Regions from separate parts of the Homo sapiens genome. Here region 2 is linked to region 1. Evidence: read pairs that join two places in POLR2A ChIA-PET (ENCODE). Cell type or tissue: A673. All regions are shown on one strand. Links, peaks and the distances in the headings refer to the core of each region. The heading gives the core; the rest is flanking DNA. Region 1 overlaps NR6A1 (nuclear receptor subfamily 6 group A member 1). Region 2 overlaps NR6A1 (nuclear receptor subfamily 6 group A member 1).

Region 1 (11,224 bases), core at 1,606-9,605:
AAAGTAAATACTAAGGATATCAAATGAGAAGAACGTATTTGTAAGGTCAGCAAGGCAAACTTTAATACAAGCTGACCTGGAAATTGAGACTGTATAGACACATTGGTTACTTTCAGTCCCTACCATGTTAAGGCTCTCATGTTTCTAGTTTATATTATTCACTCTTCATCTTGTATCAAATAGTATTTAAGAGCCTAATGCTATTTTGCTTTGTTTCCTAAAAGGCATTAAGGATCAAAAGTCTCTCCCATTCCACATGGAGTTCTGCTTCCATGTCACATGCCCAGGGCCAGCATTTTTAAGCAAGGGTCTCTTTGCTTCCTTGTCTCCCCATTGGCAAGGATTTGTCCTAAACCTCACAACAGCATCTTTCTCCAACATCACAAATTGGCTTTGGACTTTGCTCTTCTCCTTAGAAATACATAAAGGCATCTTTAAAAAATAAATAAATAGGCCAGGCGCGGTGGCTCACGCCTGTAATCCCAGCCCTTTGGGAGGCCGAGGCAGGCGGATCACGAGGTCAGGAGAACGAGACCAGCCTGGCCAATATGGTGAAACCCCGTCTCTACTAAAAATACAAAAAATTAGCCGGGCGTGGTGGTGGGCGCCTGTAGTCCCAGCTACTCGGGAGGCTGAGGCAGGAGAATGGCGTGAACCCAGGAGGCGGAGGTTGCAGTGAGCCAAGATCGCGCCACTGCACTCCAGCCTGGGTGACAGAGCGAAACTCCGTCTCAAAAAAATAAATAAATAAATAAATAAAAATCATGACCAGTTAAGGAAAAAAAAAGTCAAGATTTTTAAACAAGCAATTTTCAAAGACCATACTTGTCTCCACGGCTAAAATTGAAGTCTGGCTTTAATTCTTGCATCTACCATTAAAACACAGTCTCCTAAATACTAGACTCCTTAAGGTACAAATGGCCCTTTGTATCCTCTACCAGAAGCTAGTGCTCAGATTCCAAGAGTGTAAGCCCTGGATCAGACACATTTGGGTCTGAGTCCCATCTCTCCCACTTAGGGGGCCAAGTCACTTAAGTTGTTCCTCCCATCTGCAAAATGAAAATAATGTTACTCTCCTTATAAGGTTGCTGCATGTAATTATCACACAGTGGGCACACAATAAATTTCAGCTCAAGAAAAAAGGAAAGGCAAACCATTAACGACAAAATTTTCAGAGAAAGACACTAGTCACACCCAAGTACTAATTAGGCTAATACTGCACATCAATATAATTGTTAAATCACAACTCAGCGAAGAAATCAGTTGAGACCAAAACTTTCTAACAAGAACATAAACAGTTCAACATATCCTCTAAGAACGAGAGAAAAATTAAGTTTTTGTGTGTGTGATTTACAATTTAAATGGTAAAAATTCTTCTAGATAGAGCACATATGAGCTTGACAATAACATTCGAAACTCCTGGCTGGAAGTCCTCCTTACTTCATTACTTCATACCAAGGCATGCTGACAAACCTCCTTACCCTGAGCTAAGCTCTGGATTGAGACCCTGGAATCAAAGTGTCACCGAGCAAGAATTATATATTCTAGCTTATACCCAAGTATCAGAAAAATTTTACTAAAATATCAATTAAACCAAGTGGGGTGTGCCATACACTACATGAGTCTGGTGCCTGGGATTAAAAATCTATTAGAAACGGGTTTCACAAGATGATTTATCAAGAATCCACAGTAAATGTTCAGAGATATGGCTAGCATAGACAAAGTACAATAAATTAGAAATAGGAAAATTACCATAACTGGAATTTCTTTAAAAAATCCTCAATTTCTTTCAAAGTACAAAGTGTTTCCATGAAGAATTTTAAGGATGCTATTTAAAATAATTCGGAACTGAATTTTTTTCTTTTAGTAACTAGTGGAACAAACTTTTTAAACAACAGGATTACAAAATTCCTCCTTTTGTATTTGAAGAAGCTATTGTCACAATACAAAATTAAATAAAACAGAAGGGCAGGATGGCTCACGCCTATAATCCCAACACTTTGGGAGCCCGGGGTGGGCGGATCACTTGGTCAGGAGCTCAAGACCAGCCTGGCCAAAATGGTGAAACCCTGTCTCTACTAAAAATACAAAAATTAGCTGTGCATGGTGGCATGCACCTGTAATCCTGGCTACTCGGGCTCCTGAAGCATGAGAATGGCTTAAACCCAGGAGGCAGAGGTTACAATGAGCCAAGATCACGCCACTGCACTCCAGCCTGGGCAACAGAGCAAGACTCTGTCTCAAACAAACAAAAAAATTAAATAAGAAAAAATGACAATAGGTTTTTTTCTTATTCAAAAAGTTTTAAAGATAAAATCAAATTAAAATTAAACAATCAATTTTTTTAAAAGGATAAAATTTTTAAAAATCAAATTATAATCTAGGCTTCAATTATGGTAAAGTTACATCAGCTACCTATTGTTTCCAATAGAACACAATAAAATGGTAATTAAACATAATTATTAATATAAATTACAAAACTACAACACGCAATAAAAGTCAAAGAAATTGTCCTTTAATGCACTTGAGATAACATCTGTTTCAAAAACTGCTGGCAATATCTTTTCTCAAGCTCACTTTTCCAACATTATCTAATGAGGAGGCAAGGGAATGTTTATGATGTCTTTACAGTTATTTCAATAAATCATTTATGTAGGGGTACAAGTACCTACAAAATTACTATATATTTTACACCCAACTTCTGAAATTCACTAAGCACTAAGAAACACAATGTTTTAAGAAAGACCTAAGTTTTTAAAGATGAAATCCTATCTCACAGCAGTTAAATTAAAAAAAAAAAAAGATCAGAAAAACACATCTAAAAATCTCTACACTACTCTGGAGTTAGCTGAATTCTCTTAGAGGATGAGGAAGAAAAGAGGAGAGGCAGGGACAGGGAGGCAAGAGGAAGGATGAAAGGAGAGAAAGAAAAGTAAGGAGGGGGTACCTAGGCAGTAAGGCCTGTGGGACTGGTTCAACTTCGAACAAATTTCCTCTTCCCTAAGACTCAGTTTACTCATTTGTAAAATGTACACACCATCACCTATGTCAGTGTTTCCCAAAGCAAGGAAACCACTGGATGATTTTAAATGGTACAAAGAGAAGGCATCATAAAACATTCCAAAGCTGTTAGTACCTTTTCCACTCTCTTTCAATCCTTCTGATTACATCAGAAGAAAAATGTGGTGTTAGTTTTTCTAGTGCCTCTCTAGTGCTTACTAATCTCTCTATCAAAGGCCTGGTCAGAGACCTTGGCAGACAATAGCATTTAGAATTTAACACAATTCTATTTTCATTAAATTTTTTTCATTGTTACTTTCTACTTGTGGCAAATAATTTTTCATTTAAGCTAATAAAAAAATTCATTTTAAAATAAATGTTGGGTTGCAGAATGTTAACTATTCAATATTTAAAAAATTAAATAAGCAATATATTAGAAAATGACAAAAATCATGTGGTGATACAGGAAAAACTGAAGATTTAAAAATACTGGTTTAGCAGAGTAGTGGTTAGTAGAAGGTTATTTTCAACTCTAAGCCTCAGTTTACTCATCTATAATAAGGGAATATCACCACCTATCCAAAGAAAAGTTATGGAAAGGATTACATGAGTTAGTTTAGCTCTGTGCCTAGTGCTGAGTGTTCAACAACTACTTGTTCCCTTCCCTTTTAAGGATATTACCAGAAAACCTTTTTAGAGACCTCCAGAGAGAGACTTTGGGTAGGGGATGGGGATGCTGGGCTTCCTGTATATCAGAGACAGGAGCATTTGCTCTGGTTCTAATACTTCCCACTAAGAACCTCCAGGGACCTAGCCTTGCTTTTACCCTGATAAAGCTGCAGTCTACTCTCCTAAGGCTCATAATTCTACTTACAAGCAAGACTGGGAATAAAGTGCTACAGAAAAGGGGCACATATCTTAAATCACTGAGAAGTCAAACCCTAAAGGGCACCAAGGAAGGAAGGACCATTTTATAACAAGTCCAAGCCAAAATAAAGTATTTCATTTGGGCAAATTCAACAACTCTGTAATGGAAAAGAAAGTCACTAGGTGGTTCATAACCAGCCTTTATCACCTGATATTGTCAAACTAGAGCCCACAGGGGAGAAAAACCTTGGGAGGAGGAGTTCCAACTCAGAGTAGGAATGCTTCAAGAAAAGGAACACCAACTGAGTACTTACTACAGTCCCACCATTGTGAGTAATAGGCACTTTATTTTACATATATTGCCAAATTTTTCCAAACCTATATGAGATAATTCCAAGTCAACTGACCAAATTGCCAAATCTCCAAATAGCCAATTCTCTAAATTTGTCAAAAATTTGTTTTAAATATTTGGACAGTTTATAAAAATTCATATTGATGAGACAGTTAATTACCTTTTAAGGATTTCTGCCAAGTCAGAACTGACCGTTGGAATACCAGCATTTTTAAGATGTTCAATTTGTCTCTACACTGCAGCTGGAGAGAGCTGAAGCAGAGAGGACCTCTGCTGGTAGAAATATACATCCTTGTCTGGGCTGCAGGGCATGGGGGAGAAATGATGTATAGGAAACGGGAAAAACAAAAAGGAAAAAAATGGTGGGGAGCATTTAAGAAAAACGAGATGAACAACGGGTTCTGTAAGGTCTACAGATTAGATTCAGCAAACTGTCTTTTATTGAATGGAATACTGGGTAAACTGAACATCTGGGAAACTGGTTTTCAATGACTTGGATTGTGGTAAACTGGTCTGCTGTACCTATGAGATCGATGATATTAACATTACTTACAGATAAGGAAATTAACTCAGAAACTTTTGTAAAGTAATACAGCTACATTCCAGGTTTTCCATAAACTACCTCATTTCATTCTCCAATAATCAATGTGGTGATTCCACATCCTTTTACCACCCTCCACCCAGTATCTCCACCCCCCTTCCACTCAACTGTCAAAAAAATACATTAAAAAATCACAAGAATAGACAGGATTTAAACCCAAGTCTAACGTTAAAGCTCAGGCTCTAATGCACCTAGTTATCACTACATCCTACCAATTTGCTGAAATAATTTTTAACCCCTGCCCTCCCACTGCTGAAGTTTGTCTACCATTACTACAGTAACTCCTTTCTGCAAAGATCTGCTTTTCAGAGGTTGAGTCACATTACCGTGGAAATATTTCAGGCAAAAGAGTATTTCAGAGATCTCATTTTATTTACCCTGAACAACCTTATTGCTCACACGATTTCAGATCAAATCAGAACTGAAATTGCTTGAGAACTTCCATTAGAGACTCTCAGACTGGCAATCCCTGCTGTGTATTAACAACTTTTTCCGTTCATTATGTTGGCTTCATTCACAAGCACACTGGCATGTAATTTCATTATTGTGATCTAAGAGTGACTAGGTTAGTCTCATTAAATAAATGTAAAAACTAAAATAATCCTAAAATCTGCAAGATCTATGTAACACCTTACCGCTTGCTCAAACTATCTGCTTTACTGCTGGACTCTTCAGGGATTTATCACATTTATGATGCTGGAAGACATGTCTTATCTGACCTACTGACACATAAAACCTAACTTTTCTTATAGCAACAATGTCAAGGTCCTTTCTATCAATAAGATAGTACTTCAAGGCTCTCTAAACAGCTGCGAATATATTCTACCCTTTTGGTAAGCAGAAAAGTTCTTTATTCATAGAACTTAAGATGTGGCTCACATATAAAGCATTTTTAAAACATTAATATTTTTACTTTTACACTGACTGAGTATAATCAGAAACTTTCACTAAGAAAATTCCCACTGTGTAAAATATTTTAAGAATCAATTAAACTGTTACTTTTAAAAAAGTGTTAAATATTTGTTCTGATTCCCCACTGGGTTCAAAAACCTCTTTGATGTTAAGATGGGGAAAAGATAGATCTTTTCAGCAAATCTGAATAGCACAAAATGACACTTTGAAAAATGCCACCCTCTCTTAAATCTTTTCAAGTACATATTTTAAATGATCAACAAATAGATGACAAACTTAATTATTTTTGTAGCCCATATTAGGCTTCCCTTTGCACTTTAGTAGTACCTCTTATTAATTATTTCTGATCTTCAATGTACACCCAAGGCTACGCTTAATGTTTTAGCAAATAGAATACCATTCTTTTGAAATTGACAAAAGCTATAAATTTAACTCAAGACAGCTTTTGTAGTTCAGTTAGATTCAAGGTCATCTCAAGGCTTTTAATTACTAACCAGGAATTGAGGAGGTTTGTACCCGCTATAGTTGAGAGAAAGAGCAGCTGGCTTATTCATTTTCTTATTAAAGAGCATTATAAAACCTATCTTGGCAAATTACAAGTTTCTGATCACCAGTGGTGAGCACAAAGCAGCAAAGCAAATGATCTTCAAATGTTCATGTTTACTTTCAATCAACATAAACTTTAACAATGTCTAAAGACTACTTAATTTTAATTTCAGCAAATATGACTTATGCTTTAATAAAAAAATGTATAGATAGCTGGATTCCCAAAATGTTCCTATTTCCATTCTGAAATCAGACCTGTTAAAAACTGTGAATGCCCTTCAAATTAGCATAAGATTTATTTAGATTCTTTCACCATCAAACACTGCACAGGATCAGGATAGAAACTAGCCACTGAGGAACCCATGCAGATTTCTAAAGGAATGCAAGTTTAAATTCTCTCTGCATGTACTTAATTTCTATTCACACTCAGGTATAGGTAGGTCTCAAGACACATTAAAGACTGTGGGAGATGATATAATTGTATTAGAAGACACACGCACATCAACTTATCATCCCGAGATTTTTAGAGGCAACCAGAGAAGGCTCTAGGGTGTCTCTGCCACCCATTCACCCATATCTATAAGAATTCGAAGGTAGCCTCAGAAGGGTCCTTAAGCACAGCTCTGACCAGACTGGAGATGCTAGGATGAGGGTGCAGGGCAACATTCTAGTGCCAGAATCAAAAAGAAAAAAAAAGGGCGGGTAGGGGGGGAATGACTCTCTCTCACCCCAAAATGATAAAAAGCAAAGAGCCTACCCACAGTATCTCAAATTCTATCTCAAGCACCAGGCATTTATTAAAATAAATAAGTACTGCTGGCAGCCCTGGATGTTGGTATGCAAGGTATCTCAGTGTAAATTAAAGTAGTTGTTGGTGAGGGTACATTGAGATAGACACACACTTCTCAAAATTATCCCCCAAAATAAGCCAAGATAAAAGCAAGCACAAGATGGTGTGAGAAGTACTATTATAACACTGAAAAAATAAAACCTATCTAAATGGCCAGCAATGAAAAACAATGGGCTGTCATACAGCTATCGAAAGTTTCAAATAACTTGATGTTCAATGAGTGAAGTTTATAACAGGAGAAAAAACATTTAAAATTAAACAAAAAGCAGAAAACGTAATAGTATATACTGTATGACTAAAAAAATGCAAAAAAAAAAAAAAAACCTTGGATTTGAGGTCTAGAAGAAAATGTTAATGAAAGTTGCTTAGTGGTAGGATTATAGGTTATTTTCCCTTCGTTTTCCATATTCTCTTCAGTAACCATGCATTAATTTTAAAAACACTGGATTCTTAAGCAGCTCACATCTTAAGAACCAAAGGACCTAAGGGCCACAGGCAATTCAAGCACAGACAGACCCTCAGAAATCACAAGTATTTAAAACCTAAATATACGATGCAGCTGTATCTTTCCTGCTTTTATTTATATGCAAGCACTTCCAACTGTGTTTCCCAGGGTATGTTCCTTAGACAACGCTTTAACCCTGCTTTCCAAACAAGGCATTTGAAACATCGGGTATTCTCCAGCCAGGAGTCCTTATCTATGCTCTGAAACTAGCTTTGGAGAATAAATTTACAGTGTTTCACACACTTCGGCTTGCTCAGTATTTATTTTTTGATGGGCACACTGTACGAAAAGCAAACTTATTTTGAAATATTTTGAAAAGGCTCGCAGCAGATAGGAAATTTTATCTCCAAATGTTAAATGCACTTCTTCACAGCAGTACTTTCAGCAACTGCTTGCAGTCAGTTCTGAATTCCAGGGAACCAAAGTATCTCTCAGATTCGATCTGTCACCAAGAAAGGGAATATTTTTTTGTGGGAAAGCAATTGTATTTTCCCACATTAGGTGATTGATTAAGTTCTCTCCCTAAAAGGCTGATTGGTTTCCTGGTGCCAGTAAAATGATTGATGAATATTTCAACTGCAGCTACCCTGCTACACTCTTCACTTCACCCCTCCCCCATGCACCTCTCCCCTTTCCTGCTGGGTTCCCTTTTTACAGACCAGCAGCATTTAAGGAAGTTTCCCTTCTGTTTTGCAATTTCCCTTAATGAATCAACGTTCTCAAATGAAGCGCATTTAATCTTAGGAAGACAGCACTCTTCTCAATGCTGAATGAGTTTTGCAGATAAATATCCCATTACAAGGAATGAGGAAAAACTCTAAAATTAACTATGAGTTTGACTCAGCAAATGAAACTGTACTCAAAAAAGAGAAAGTGTGGCATGGAGGGGTTATAAATGAAAAAAGTGATCTTGTTTAAACAACAAAAATACTCCATAATTTATTTCAAATTTACATTACAAATTATCATAACATCAGAACTGTAACTGTAAACATTTCTATAAGGCAGACTCAAAGAATGAAATTTACAGATAAATTATGGGATCTCACAGACTTTAAAGCAGCCAAGGGTTCTAAAGCAGAACAGGGAAACAGTTTGGTAAATGTAAATATTCTCAGAGGGATGATTGAACAGTATCTGACATCAAAATCATCCCAGAGAATGTGGGCAGTCAGTACCACAGCTATTTGCTTTAGGCAGAACTTTTCTAAATTGCAACTTCCTGTTTTGCCCAATTCATTCCATCATAAACCTGGAAAATCCTTTCAGGGATTATCTAATTTAGCTCCTCCATTTTTATAGGTGGACCCACAGAGACATGCATTTGAGACAGAGCTAGAATCAGATCCTAGGCATAAAGTATCTCCTGGGCCTCATAACTCCTCAATGTTTGGGCTCCTCTCTAAAGTCTTTTCCTATTCAAACTACTTTGCTAACATAATCTATTAACCCACACTGCCTATCCTCTTTTACATCTTTCTCACTATCTCTCTTTTCATTAGGAAATCACCTTCTGTATTTTATAAATTTTGGACACCTAGCTCTTATATTTCTTTTGTGAGACAGAATTTTAAAAAGGTACATGGGACAAAGGCCACCTTTTCCTAAACTGCATTCCCGAATACAGTCAAGCAAACAGCCACTAGTTTATTGGCCATCTCGTCTTAATCTGGGATATCTAGTCACTTTAAATTACAGGAGAACCATGTTTCCAAACAGAAACTACATTCTAGTTCCAGGAGGGCCTATCAAACCTTGGATTTAGCTTAAACACACTGCTTGACTTAGATATTGGCCCCAATTTCCTCAAGTAGCTGAAAAGCACATTCCTTTCCCTTATATTTTGTAGACTTACTCTGACTACCAGCAAGGGACTCTGAGATAAGCAAAAGGCTCATATTCCTGACTTGCCTCTTTCATTCATTCAATATTCATGGAACACCAATTCTCAGTGCTTAGGATACAGATAAAAGACATTGTACTCCTGCCTTGAGTAACTCAAAACGCCTTCATTCCTTAGCACCCCTTGGGTTCACCGAAGATTGTCCCTGATTTGGCAAAATTGTTTTCTGGCCAAAGGCTTATTAAAACCAACATGAGGCCAGGGGCTGTGGCTCACAGTTGTTAATCCCAGCACTTTGGGAGGCCAAGGCGGGTGGATCATGAGATCAGGAGTTCGAGACCAGCCTGGCCAACACAGTGACACCCTGTCTCTACTAAAAATACAAAAATTAGCTGGGTGCGATGGTGGGCACCTATAATCCCAGCTACTCAGGAGGCTGAGGCAGAAAAATTGCTTGAACCCAGGAGGTAGAGGTTGCACTGAGCCAAGATCGCACCACTGCACTCCAACCTGGGTGACAGAGCTAGACTCCATCTCAAAAAAAAAAAAAAACAACCACCATGAGGTGGGATGCCGAGGCAGGCAGATCACCTGAGATCACAAGTTCGAGACCAGCCTGGCCAACATGGTGAAATCTCGTCTCTACTAAAAACACAAAAATTAGTCAGGCATGGTGGCGGGCACCTGTAATCCCAGCTGCTCCAGGGGCTGAAGCAGGAGAATCACTTAAACCAGGGAGGCGGAGGCTGCAGTGAGCCAAGATCTCGCCACTGCACTCCAGCCTGGGAGACAGAGTGAGACTCCAACTAAAAAAAAATAAATAAATAAAAATAAAAATAAAATAAAAGCCAGCATGAGAGAAAAGAAAAAAGTCACTTGCAATTCTAAGAGTGGGTCTTTTTGGCTCTCTAATCAATAAAAGTTGAATTCTGGGCCTCTCCAACATAGATAAATGCCCCAGATTCTCAGGTTTTTGCTTTTAGGCAGATACTATGCTTGGCAATTTACAGACCTTGTCTCTAATCCTTATAACCCTACAGTCAATTTCAGAAATGTCAGAGTATATTGGAGAAGAGGGGATGTTAAATCTATGAAACAAATTATTAATGCTGTTACTAGCTGCGAAATCTGGAGGTTTAAACTCTGTGGGTCTCAGTTTTCTCCTGTAAGATGGGGATAACAGAACACCTACCTCAGAGTTAAGACGATAAATATACATAAGGTGTTTAGATTATAAACACTATGTAAATGTTAGCTATTAATGTTAAATGAGAACACTAAAGTTCAGAGAAGTCAAGTGACAAAGTCGCATAGCTGTGATCTTTGTTAGGCCACACTCCAGAGTCCCTGCTCTTTGCCTCACACCATCTAACCAAAATCCTTCCTCCCTGGATGGGACTACTATTGCCATTTCCAAAAAACAAAGCCCTCTAAATGCATGTCAATGGGGGGCTTCCCCCAGGTGGTTTATTATCCTGCTAAAAAGGCATCTTGGGGGAAGGATTCCAAGAATAGAGAGAGGAAGTCTCCTGACAGGTTAGACTTCAAGGGTACAGAAAGAATATGGAAGAAAAAAGCCAAATCTGTCTCAGTTATTAGGTTTCGTAATTAAAGCAATTTAACTCAACTGAAGAATGCAATTGAAGATTTCACATGAATCTTCAAATCCAAACATTAAGAAATAAAAGAAAGGCTTGTATTTTCTTATAACTAAGCTGCAATCCCCACAAAACACAAAAATGTTTTCA
Region 2 (11,224 bases), core at 1,312-9,311, 120 kb before region 1:
AGGCAGGTTACAGTAGCAAAGTTTAAGCCAACTTTGTTAAATGTCAGGTACATAACAAAAAAGTTTAACATTAGTCTTCTTTGGATAGTGAAACTATATGTGATTTAAGAAATGTTTTCTTTTAAATTTTTATTTTTCCACAATTAACATGTGTGATCTTGCAATTTAAAAAGTCAATGCCCCTTTTAAAAACACAATTCCATATTCCCCAGCCTTCCATTTTCTGTCTCTTGTTTCTTCTCTGCCTACTTTTCCATCAAAGTTTTCCTTCATTAACTTCCTTAGTTTTCTTGCTTTTATTTTTTTTAAGAGACTTTATTTCTGCCGGGCACGGTAGCTCACGCCTGTAATCCCAGCACTTTGGGAGGCCAAGGCAGGTGGATCACGAGGTCAGGAGATCAAGACCATTCTGGCTAACACGGTGAAACCCCGTCTCTACTAAAAATACAAAACAATTAGCTGGGCATGGTGGCGGGCGCCTGTAGTCCCAGCTACTCAGGAGGCTGAGGCAGGAGAATGGCGTGAACTCAGGAGGCGGAGTTTGCAATGAGCCGAGATCGCGCCACTGCACTCCAGCCTGGGCGACAGAGCAAGACTCTCTCAAAAAAAAGAGAGAGAGAGAGAGACTTTATTTCTCAGAGCAGTTTTACATTCACACCAAAATTAAAGGTTTAGAGATTTCCCATATTCCCCACCCCCACATATGCATGACCTCCCCTGCTATCAAAATCTCACACCAGAGGGGTATATTTGATACAAATGATGAAACTACATTGACACATCATTATCACCTAAGTCCGTAACTTACAATAGGGTTCACTCTTGGGTGTTGTATATTAAATGGGTTTTAACAAATATATAATGACATGTATCCACTATTACAGTGGAATAGTATTACAAAGAATAGCTTTACTGTCCTAAAAATCCTCTGTGCTCTGACTATCCTGTTCATCCCTCCCTCCCCATTAACCCTTGGAAACCACCGACTTTTTACTATCTCTAGTTTTTCCTTCTCCAGAATGTCATATAGTTGGACTCATACAGTGATATGGTTTAGCTCTGTGTCCCCACCGAAATCTCACCTTGAATTGTAATAATCCCCAAGTGTCAAGGGCGGGACCAGGTAGAGATAACTGCATCATGGTGTTGGTTTTCCCCATGCTGTTCTCGTGAGGGTGAATTAGTTTCTCACGAGATCTGATGATTCTATAAGGGGCTTCCCCTTTCACTCTGCATTCATTCTGTCTCCTGCCCCGCTGTGAAGAGATGCCTTCCACCATGACTGTAAGCTTCCTGTGGCCTCCCCACCTATGCAGAACTGTGAGTCAATTAAATCTCTTTTCTTTATAAATTACCCAGTCTCAGGTATTTCTTCACAGCAGGGTGAGAACAGACTCATATAGTATGTAGCCTTTTAAGACTGGCTTCTTTCACTTAGTAATATGCATCTAAGTCTCCTCTATGTCTCTTCGTGACATGACAGCATATTTCTTTTTAGAACTGAATGATTTTCCATTGTCAGGATATGCCACTGTTATCTACTCTCCTACTGAAGGATATCTTGGTTGCTCCCATGTTTTGGCAATTATGAATAAAGCTGCTATAATCATCCATATGCAGGTTTCTGTGTAGACATTAGTTTTCAATTAACTTGGGTTAATCAAGGAGAAAACTGCTAGATCATATGGTAAGAGTATGTTTAATTTTGTAAGACAAACTGTCTTTCAAAGTAGCTGTATCATTTTGCATTCCCACCAGCAATGAATAAAAGTTCTTGCCCTTCCACATCCTAACATTTGTTGTCGTCAGTATTCTGAATTTTGGCCATTCTAATAGTTGTGTAGTGGTTTCTGATTGTTGTTTTAATTTGCACTTCCCTGATGACATATGACATGGAGCATCTTTTCTTATGCTTTTTCACCACTTATATTATTGTCTTTGGTGAGGTATCTGTTAAGGCCTTTGGCCAATCTTTTAATCAAATTATGTCTTTATTATTGAGTTTTAAAGGTTCTTTAGACATTTTTAAGTAACAGTCCTCCATCAGGTATGTTTTATTGAGTTTTAAAGGTTCTTTAGACATTTTAAGTAACAGTACTCCATCAGGTATGTTTTTTTTCAGATGTTTTCCCCCAGTCTGTGGCTTGTTTTTTCATTCCATTGACAGTGTTTTTAACAGAAGAGAAGTTTTAATTTTGATGAAGTCCAGCTTATTAATTCATTGTTTCACAGATTGTGCCTTTGGTGTTGTATCTAAAACATCATGCCATCATACCCAAGGTCATCTATGTTTTCTCCTTTGTTATCTTTTAGGAGTTTTATAGTTTTTCATTTCACATTTAGGTCTGTGATCCATTTCAAGTTAATCTTTGTGACGGATATAAGGTCCCTGTCTTGATTCATTTTTTTGCATATTGATGTCTAGTTGTTCCAGCACCACCTGTTGAAAGAAAAGACTGTTTCCTGCATCTTACTGCCTTTTCTCCTATGTCAAAGATCAGTTGACGGCATTTACAAGGATCTAATTCTAGGCTGTCTATTCGGTCCTACTGATCTACTTGTCTGTTCTTTGGCCAATACCACACTGTCTTGATTATGGTACCCTCACAGAGATTTGTTTAACATGATGAGATCTGCCATTACATTTTTCCATATGTACAACTCAAATTGAAAAGGATGCCCCAAATGAGATAAAGTAATGTACTCTGCTGACACAGAATTACAAAAAAAACACTAAGACAGGGTCACTTTCCTCTAGAATCTGGAGGGAGACAGATCAGGAAATAAACTAATGTACTTACTACATTAGAGAAAAGCATCAACAAGGTGCTAATGGGAACCCGGAGGCAGGAGTGATACATCTCTCTAGGGGTATGATGAAAACTTCACAATCAAAAGTAGCATTTGAGCTCCGTTTTGAAGTGGTAGGCTACCGACAGGCAGAGAAAAGGCAGGAGTAGAAAGTGCATTCTAGACCGACACAGTAGCATGTACAAAGACATGGTAGCATAAAAGCATGGGTTTTCTAAAAACATTAGTAATTGTGTGTAGCTAGAGTTTAAGTACATGACACTGAATGTCAGGAGGAGACAGGAATGTTGAAGAAGGCCAGATTGGGAAAGGTCTTATATACCAGGCTAAAAAGCTGGAATTCTTCCTATAGGTGGGAATAACACATACTTACTGTAGCTACCATTTATTAAATATCTATTACATACTAGGCAAGGTGTTGTACATACTTTACTGCACTTAACGCTCAAAACTCTGCCATATAGGTATTTTCTCCTCATTGTACATGCAAGAAAAAAAGACTCAAGAGAGGTTAGGTAACTTTCTCAAATCAAGTCTGACTCCAAACTCTACACCATCTCCCAGAAAAAGAACTCCAACTGGCCAGGTGCAGTGGCTTGTGCCTGTAATCCCAGCACTTTGGAAGGTCAAAGCGGGCAGATCACTTGAGTCCAGGAGTTCGACACCAGCCTAGCCAACATGGTGAAACCCCATCTCTATTAAAAGTATGAAAAATTAGCCGGGTGTGTTGGCACACGCCTGTAGTCCCAGCTACTCAGGAGGCTGAGGCACGATAATTGCTTGAACCTGGGAGGCAGAAGTTGCAGTGAGCTGAGACTGTGCCACTGCACTCCAGCCTGGGCGACAGAGTGAGACTCCCTCTCCAAAAAAAAAAAAAAAAAAAAGAAAAAAAGGGAACTCCAAACTAATTGGGTGGTATAAAAATGTTAAATGGGGCTGCGCATGATAGCTCATGCTTGTAATCCCAGCACTGTGGGAGGCTTAGGCAGGAGGAGGATAGCCTGAGTCCAGGAGTTCTGGACCAGCCTGGACAATACAGTGAGATCCCATCTCTACAAAAAATTAAAATTTAAAAATTAGCTGGGTGTGGTGGCTTGTGTACCTGTAGTCCTAGCTACTCAGGAGGCTAAAGCAGAAGGATTGCTTGAGCCTAGGAGTTTGATGTTACAGTGAGCTATGATCACACCACTGCACTCCAACCTGGGTAGAGTGAGACATCTGTCTCTTTGGTGTTTAAAAAAAAAAAAAAAGTTCAAGGACCCTTTGAAATCGCTGGCATAGGCATCAGACTGGATAGGCTCATCTACTTACTTTTTCTTAGCAGTCTCTAAAACACAGAAATAATAAGAAATCTAAGACCAATTTTTCCTATGGTCTTTTACTGACGGTTTTCTCTCTCCTGACATTACTACAGCATTTGACATCAATAGCTATTTCAGGAGACAAGGTAGACAGAGTTCCCAAAGCAAAGACAGGAACAGAACAAGATTGTGGCTTGTGTATCATCAAATCTGACACCTGACCAAAATTCACTAGTGCAATGCTTTGTAAAAATATGCATTCAGGCTCTGAAGATCATGGGCTGCTTGAATTTGGTCATATTACTTAAGCTTTCTGAGCCTCAGGTTTCTTACATTTAAAATGAAATGCTAAGTACCACCTTTCACAATAGTTATGAAAGTTAAAATGGAATAAATAATGAGAAGGAAGACCCAATGACTACAACATGATAGGCATGCAACCTACCTTTCCTACTTATGCAGACAATTACTAGCACTGTTTACCTCATAGGATTTTTGTGAGGCTCAAATAAGGTGATGCTTGTGAAAGCCCTTAAGTGAAATATAATTATCCAACTAAGTTTTGCCATACTATTCAAGATACAAGAATGAATATAGTATAATCCTTGTCTTTACGGGAAGCTGATTTTCTAAAAAGGGAGCTACAAGTACATAGGTAAGTATAACACAGGTAAGCAGAAAGTGCTAGAAGAGTAGCCATAATAGTTAACACAATTGAGCACTTATGGGCCGGACCTAGTCTAGGTGTTTTACCTATATTCTTATTTAATCCTTAAACAAACTCTATGGAACAAGTACTATTATATTTCTAGATAACCGAAACTGAAGTAAGTACATGCTGGATAGGTAATCTGCTTAAGTTAATACAACTAGTTAGTGGTGGAGCTAAGGATTTAAATCCAAGAATTCTGACTCCATAGCTCATACAATTAAAAATGCAGGGGTGTGTATTTTTAAAATGGAGAAAGAACATGCCAACAATAACGAGGTCACTAACGTTTACTGAGCACTCACAGTGTGCCAGGTCCTATGCTAAGCACTTTACATGTAAACTCTTACTGAAGCCCAGCAATCCTCTGTGAGCTAGACATAGACAGCATCCCGATTTTACAAATGAGGCCAAAGACTAAATGAGGCTGGTTTACTTTGCTCAAGGTCTCATGGCTAGTTACCAAAAGAACCAAATCTCAAACTTAGCCCTATCAAGTATGTCAAGTAAATGTTCTTAACCTCTCTACTGTCTGGTTCAGTGTAGACAGGGACAGTAGGAGAGCTAACCTCAGAAAGAATTAGCAAAGGAGTAGCCAGTGAGGTAAGAAGAGGACCAACAGAGAGCAACATTCTGAAAGGCAAGGGAAGAGTCTTTCAAGGAGGAGGGCAAATGGATCAATTATCAAATGCTGCTGAGAGGCTGAGTAAGATGAGCACTGAGAATTTAAACACATTTTAGCAATGCAGAGGTCTGTGGTCACCTTGACCAAGTTGTTTCAATAGTATGGTGAGTTCAGAAGCCTCACTGGAGTGTGTTAAAGAGAGAAAGGAAGCAGCAGCAGAAACAATTAGTATATACAACATTAGAACATTTTTCACTTAGATAGCAGGGCTGTACAAAACACCCTGTCATACAGGGTAATGTGTTGATGAACCCATGTTTTAAAATTTGATATGTAACACCTCTGGGTGTTCAGTTTATTTCCATTTTTAAAATGCATAAAAAGAAATTAAGTGGAAATTTGAGAAAAAACATATGGAAGCGCTGAAGAACATCCATGGCGTCCTAGGGTCCTGCAGAACACACTTTGAAAACAATTATCTTAATCCAGAGGAATGAAATTCTGAGATGGAATTCAGCCAGTTGCAAACTAGGTTTAAGAAAGATATTTTTAGGATTTAGAGGGAATCTCCTAATGCTCTTCAGATTCTGCTACCTATTACTCAGGAAAGATAACCTTAGAACATTCCTTTCTTTCATCAAATGCTTTACCTTAAGATCTTTTGAATAAAAGGGATGTTTGTATATGGTATTTTCCACAAATGTTTGGTACTGAAGGATGCTAACTTTTATTCTGTGTTATTTTGGTTTTGTTTTTAGAGGAAGGTTCTCATGTCACCCAGGCTAGAATGCAGTGGAGTGATCGTAGCTCACTGTAACCATGAACTCATGGGCTCAAGCAATGTTCCTACCTCAGCCTCCCAAGTGGCTAGGGCTACAGGAGTATGCCACTATGCCTGACTACTTTTAAAATTTTTTGTAGCCATGGGGTCTCGCTGTGTTGCCCAGGCTAGTCTTGAATTACTGGCCTCAAGCAATCCTGCTTTGGCCTCCCAAAGCACTAGGATTACAAAGCATGAGCTAGAGTTTACCACCCCCAGTCCAATCTTTTTTACACACATATACATCTCTCTCTCCTTGCCAGCACCCAAGCAGGATTACAGGCATGCACCACCACACCCAGCTAATTTTTGTATTTTTTGTAGCAATACACACAGAGTATTTTAAATAAAAATGTAAGATCACTTTACTTTGTGATCCCTAATTCTATAAATGGGCTTGATTACCCTTTTGCCTTCATTCAAAATAACCTTTTAAATTACAACAGCAGTCCCTATAGACAAGCTAAAATAAGAAGTTAAGAAACTGAATTATGTTAAGCATTTCATATGTTATTTTGTTCTGACAGCAACCATTTACATGGGTCTTACCACCCCCATTTTATAGATAATAAATAAAACACAAAGTCGCCGGGTGCAGTGTCTCACACCTGTAATCCCAGCACTTTGGGAGGCCAAGGCAGACAGATCACCTGAGGTCAGGAGTTCGAGACCAGCCTGGCCAACATGGCAAAACCCTGTCTCTACTAAAAAATAAAAATAAAAAAATTAGCTGAGCATGGTGGTGCATGCCTGTAATCCCAGCTACTTGGGAGGATGAGGCAGGAGAATTGCTTGAACCCAGGAGGCAGAGGTTGCCGTGAGCCGAGATCACCCCATTGCACTCCAGCCTGGGCAAAAAGAGTGAAAATCTGTCTCAAAAAAAAAAAAAAAGAAAAGAAGGAAAAGAAAGTATGTGTTAGGAACTTTGAAAAGAAGAGGCCAGGAATGGTGGATCATACCTTTAATCCTAGCACTTAGGAGGCCAAGGCAGGAAGACTGCTTGAGCTCAGGAGTTTGAGACCAGCCTGGGAAACATAGTAAGACTCCATCTCTACAAAAAATAAAAACTAGCCAAGCATGGTGTTGCATGCCTGTAGTCCCAGCTTGGGAGGCTGAGGCAGGAGGATTGCTTCAGCCCTGGAGTTCGAGGCTGCAGTGAGCTATGACTGCTCCAGCCTGTGCAACACAGTGAGACCCTGTTTCAAAAAAAGAGAGAGGGGAGAGCTGTGGGAAATTAGTTGGGAAGGTAGGTCAGGAACTGACTGCAGTGTCCTTGGCTTAAATAAATGCCAGGCTGGGAAACTAAAGCTACGCTCTATATGCAGTAAAAGATTGTTAACATATTATGCAGCATAATTAGAGCCTTATTCTGTGCTTAAGACAGGGTTAAATGGAGAGACAAGAGGCAAAGGGATCAGATAGGAGCTCACTGTAATAGTACAGGTAAAACATACAGGCCTGAGTTACGTTTAGGTTGCCTATCATGGCCCAATATAAGCTCAGGCTCTAAGTTTGAACTTGGCTCTATCACTACCACTTAACAGCTGAGTGAGTTTGTGTGCTTCTTTTTTTTTTCTTTTGAGACAGTCAAGTCTTGCTCTGTCACCTAGGCCGGACTGCAGTGGCGCGATCTCAGCTCACTGCAACCTCTGCCTCCTGGGTTCAAGCCAATTCTCCTGCCTCAGCCTCCCGGGTAGCTGGGATTACAAGCGCACACCACCACGCCCAGCTAATTTTTGTATTTTTAGTAGAGATGGGGTTTTGCCATGTTGGCCAGGCTGGTCTCGAACTCCTGACCTCGGGTGATCCGCCCACCTTGGCCTCCCAAAGTGCTGGGATTACAGGCGTGAGGCACTGCGCCCAGAAACTTTGTCTTTTATTTATTATCTATAAAATGGGGATGGTAAGACCCATGTAAATGGTTGCTGTCAGAACAAAATAACATATGAAATGCTTAACATAATTTCTCAACTTCTACACTATTCACCTTTCAGGTGAAATAATTTTTTTTAATGGGCAACTGTTTTATGCATTATAAAATATTTAGCAGAATCCCTGGCCTCTACTTACTAGACACCAATAACAATTCTTTTCTATCCCCTGTCGTGACAACCAAAAAATGTCTTCATATTGCCAAATCAACCCCAGTTGAGAGCCATGTAACACTGTTTCTGGCATATAAAGTGACCAATGGAGGCAAGCTTTAAAAAATAACTGTGGGGCAGGGTGGTGGAGGGAGAAGGTGGTCATTTGGTGATGAAGACAGAAATATAAAAGACAACGTGTAGAGTGAGATGACCAAATTGGCTGGTTAGATGTGGAAGCCATGAGAGAGGGAGGTAGCAGGGGAGACCACAGCTTTAATTCTGTGTGTCTAGTCCTACTAAAGAAATAAGAAAGATAAGAAAGTGGGCAGGCTTGAAGAACCAGAGGGTCAGGTGGATGGAAATATTTGAAAGATATTAAGAATTGTGGCCTGGATCCAGAAAGAACGATTGGTGTAGGTCTCAAAGGCCAAAATCATTCTTCATGTCTCTTGAGCTTTTTATGATTTTAGCTTTATCTAGCACCTCTCAAGTGAGTACCAGTTACATGCCTTAACTATAAAGCCCTCGGGTGGGGGGGGGGAACAAAAACAAGCTAAAAGACATGACTGACAATGAATATATATTACCTTTAAAAATCAAAGAAAACGGGGCTGGGCACAGTGGCTCACACCTGTAATACCATCACTTTCAGAGGCTGAGGCGGGAAGATACTTGAGGCCAGGAGCCAAGACCAGCCTGGGCAACATAGTGAGACCCTGTCTCTATGAAATATTTTAAAATTTTGCCAGGCCAGGCATGGTGTCTCACACCTGTAATCCCAGCACTCTGAGAGGCTGAGGCGGGTGGATCACTTGAGCCCAGGAGTTCAAGACCAGCCTGGGCAACATGATGAAACCCCATTTCTACCAAAAATACAAAAATTAGCCAGGCTGATGACGTGCACCTGTAGTCCCAGGTACTCGGGAGGTTGAGGTGGGAGGATTGCTGGAGCCCAAGAGACGAAGGGAGCAGTGAGCCAAGATTCCGCACCACTGCATGCTAGCCTGGCAACAGAGCGAGACCCAATCTCAAAAAAAAAAAAAAAAGCCAGGTGTGGTGGTACACATCTGTTAAGTTCTAGCTACTTAGGAGGCTGACATGGAAGGATTGCTTGAGCCCATGAGCCCAGGAGTCTGAGGCACCACTGCACCCTGGCCTGGGCAAAGAGTGAGATCCCATCTCAAAAAAACAAAAAAAAAAAAAAAGAGAGAGAGAGAGAAAGGGTACTCTTTTCATTTTTTTAAAATCAGAAAAAATTAAATATATTTTAAAAATCACTATAAATTTGTACATAGTAAAAGATGCTTTTAATTTTCCATCCTTTCTGGGTTTTTTTGTTTTTGTTTTTTGAGACGGAGTCTCACTCTGTCACCAGGCTGGGGTGCAGTGGCGCGATACTGGCTCACTACAACCTCCACCTCCTGGGTTCAAGCGATTCTCCAGCTTCAACCTCCCAAGTAGCTGGGATTACAGGCACGCGCCACCATGCCCTGCTAATTTTTGTATTTTTGGTAGAGACAGGGTTTCACTATATTGGCCAGGATGGCCTTGATCTCTTGACCTCGTTGTGATCCACCCACCTCGGCCTCCCAAAGTGCTGGGATTACAGGCGTGAGCCACCGCGCCTGGCCTAATTTTCCATCCTTTCACCAGACAACTGAAGAAGAGGTGTATACTGATCCTCTTGAAGATTAAGTCTTCTTTTTTTTTTTTTTTTTTTGAGACATGGTTTCGCTCTATTGCCATGCTGGAGTGCAGTCAACCTACGTCTCCTGGGTTCAAGCAATTTTCCTGCCTCAGCCTCCCAAGTAGCTGGGATTACAGGCATGCGCCACTACCCCGGCTAACTTTTTGTATTTTTAGTAGAGACAGGGTTTCACCATGTTGGCCAGGCTGGTCTCGAACTCCTGACCTCAGGTGATCCGCCCGCCTCAGCTTCCCAAAGTGCTGGAATTACAGGTGTGAGCCACTGTGCCCAGCCAATTAAGTCACTTTCTAAGCTTTTAATATGTGCCACATATTTTAGAGACATTGGTAAAAGGGAAAAAGTTGTATCCAAACTGATAGTGTCTAAATTCCAGCTGCACAACGGAGAAGCCAGATCTACCTGATTCTACATTCTCCAGCCCCTACTGGTCTCTATGACAGTTTTTACAGCCTTTGTCAAGCTACCTGAACAAATAAGACTGCATCCCTGCCCTTTACCTATGAAACAGTGTGTACCCCAAGGACCCTCCAAGCACTAGCCAAAGCAAATTAGCATTGGAACTGACCTGAGGCATCTACATACAACGACTGTACTTCAGATTTTCCAGGAATATTCTGTTTTGTGGTATTCATGAAACCGATGTTCTCCAAATTCCAATATTCAGGAATGCACACTAAACCTCCACATAAAAATTCCAAGTCATGTCATTACACATTTGCCAAAACACATTGAACGTACAACATCAAGTGCAAATCCTAACGGAAACAAAATGAATGACAGCAAAATAGACTTGGATTGGTTATAAATATATACTGCAATCTCTAGTGAAACAACTAAAAAACTTTTAAAAGTACAATTGTTATACTAAGAAATGAGAGAAAATGGAAACACATAAAATGCTCAATTAAAACCACAAAAGAAACAAAAAAACACAAAACACAGGAAATGTGTAGAAGAGAAAAAGAGAACAAGGACAACAAAAAACAATAAATATATAGCAGGTATTAATCAACTACATCAGTAATCACTTTGAACATCAATGGTTTAAATGTACCAATTAAAAGGCAGATTGTTAGAGTGAATCAGGAAACAAGACCCAACTATATGTTGTCTACAAGAAACCTACTTTAAGTAGAAAGACACATAAAGAATAAAAATGAAGG

Evidence for each region. ChIA-PET counts read pairs that join two places held together with the same protein. Peaks named below come from ENCODE experiments on the same cell type or tissue, not always from the same donor. Only the 100,000 strongest peaks of a DNase experiment are listed, where the experiment ranks them.
Region 2: POLR2A ChIA-PET joins it to region 1 with 10 read pairs; 6 of 35 experiments call an interaction of 5 or more read pairs at or near these places.

Annotation. Positions count from the first base shown.
Region 1 is chr9:124,750,027-124,761,250 of GRCh38, forward strand. The region is part of intron 1 of NR6A1 (nuclear receptor subfamily 6 group A member 1); the gene reads right to left. LOC124900274 (a long non-coding RNA gene) reads right to left here. Exons shown (of 2, transcript XR_007061773.1): 1 at 1-11,224. Among named protein-coding and RNA genes, the nearest start is that of NR6A1, 16 kb to the right of the region's middle. RefSeq lists enhancers at 10,500-11,055, 11,056-11,224. In A673, for the core only: a CTCF peak has its summit at 4,505; DNase peaks (open chromatin) are centred at 4,485, 5,295 and 8,305; H3K4me3 peaks cover 1,145 bases; H3K27ac peaks cover 1,972 bases.
Region 2 is chr9:124,634,218-124,645,441 of GRCh38, forward strand. All of the region lies in intron 2 of NR6A1 (nuclear receptor subfamily 6 group A member 1), which reads right to left. Among named protein-coding and RNA genes, the nearest start is that of MIR181A2HG, 19 kb to the right of the region's middle. In A673, for the core only: no CTCF peak of the experiment used is centred there; no DNase peak of the experiment used is centred there.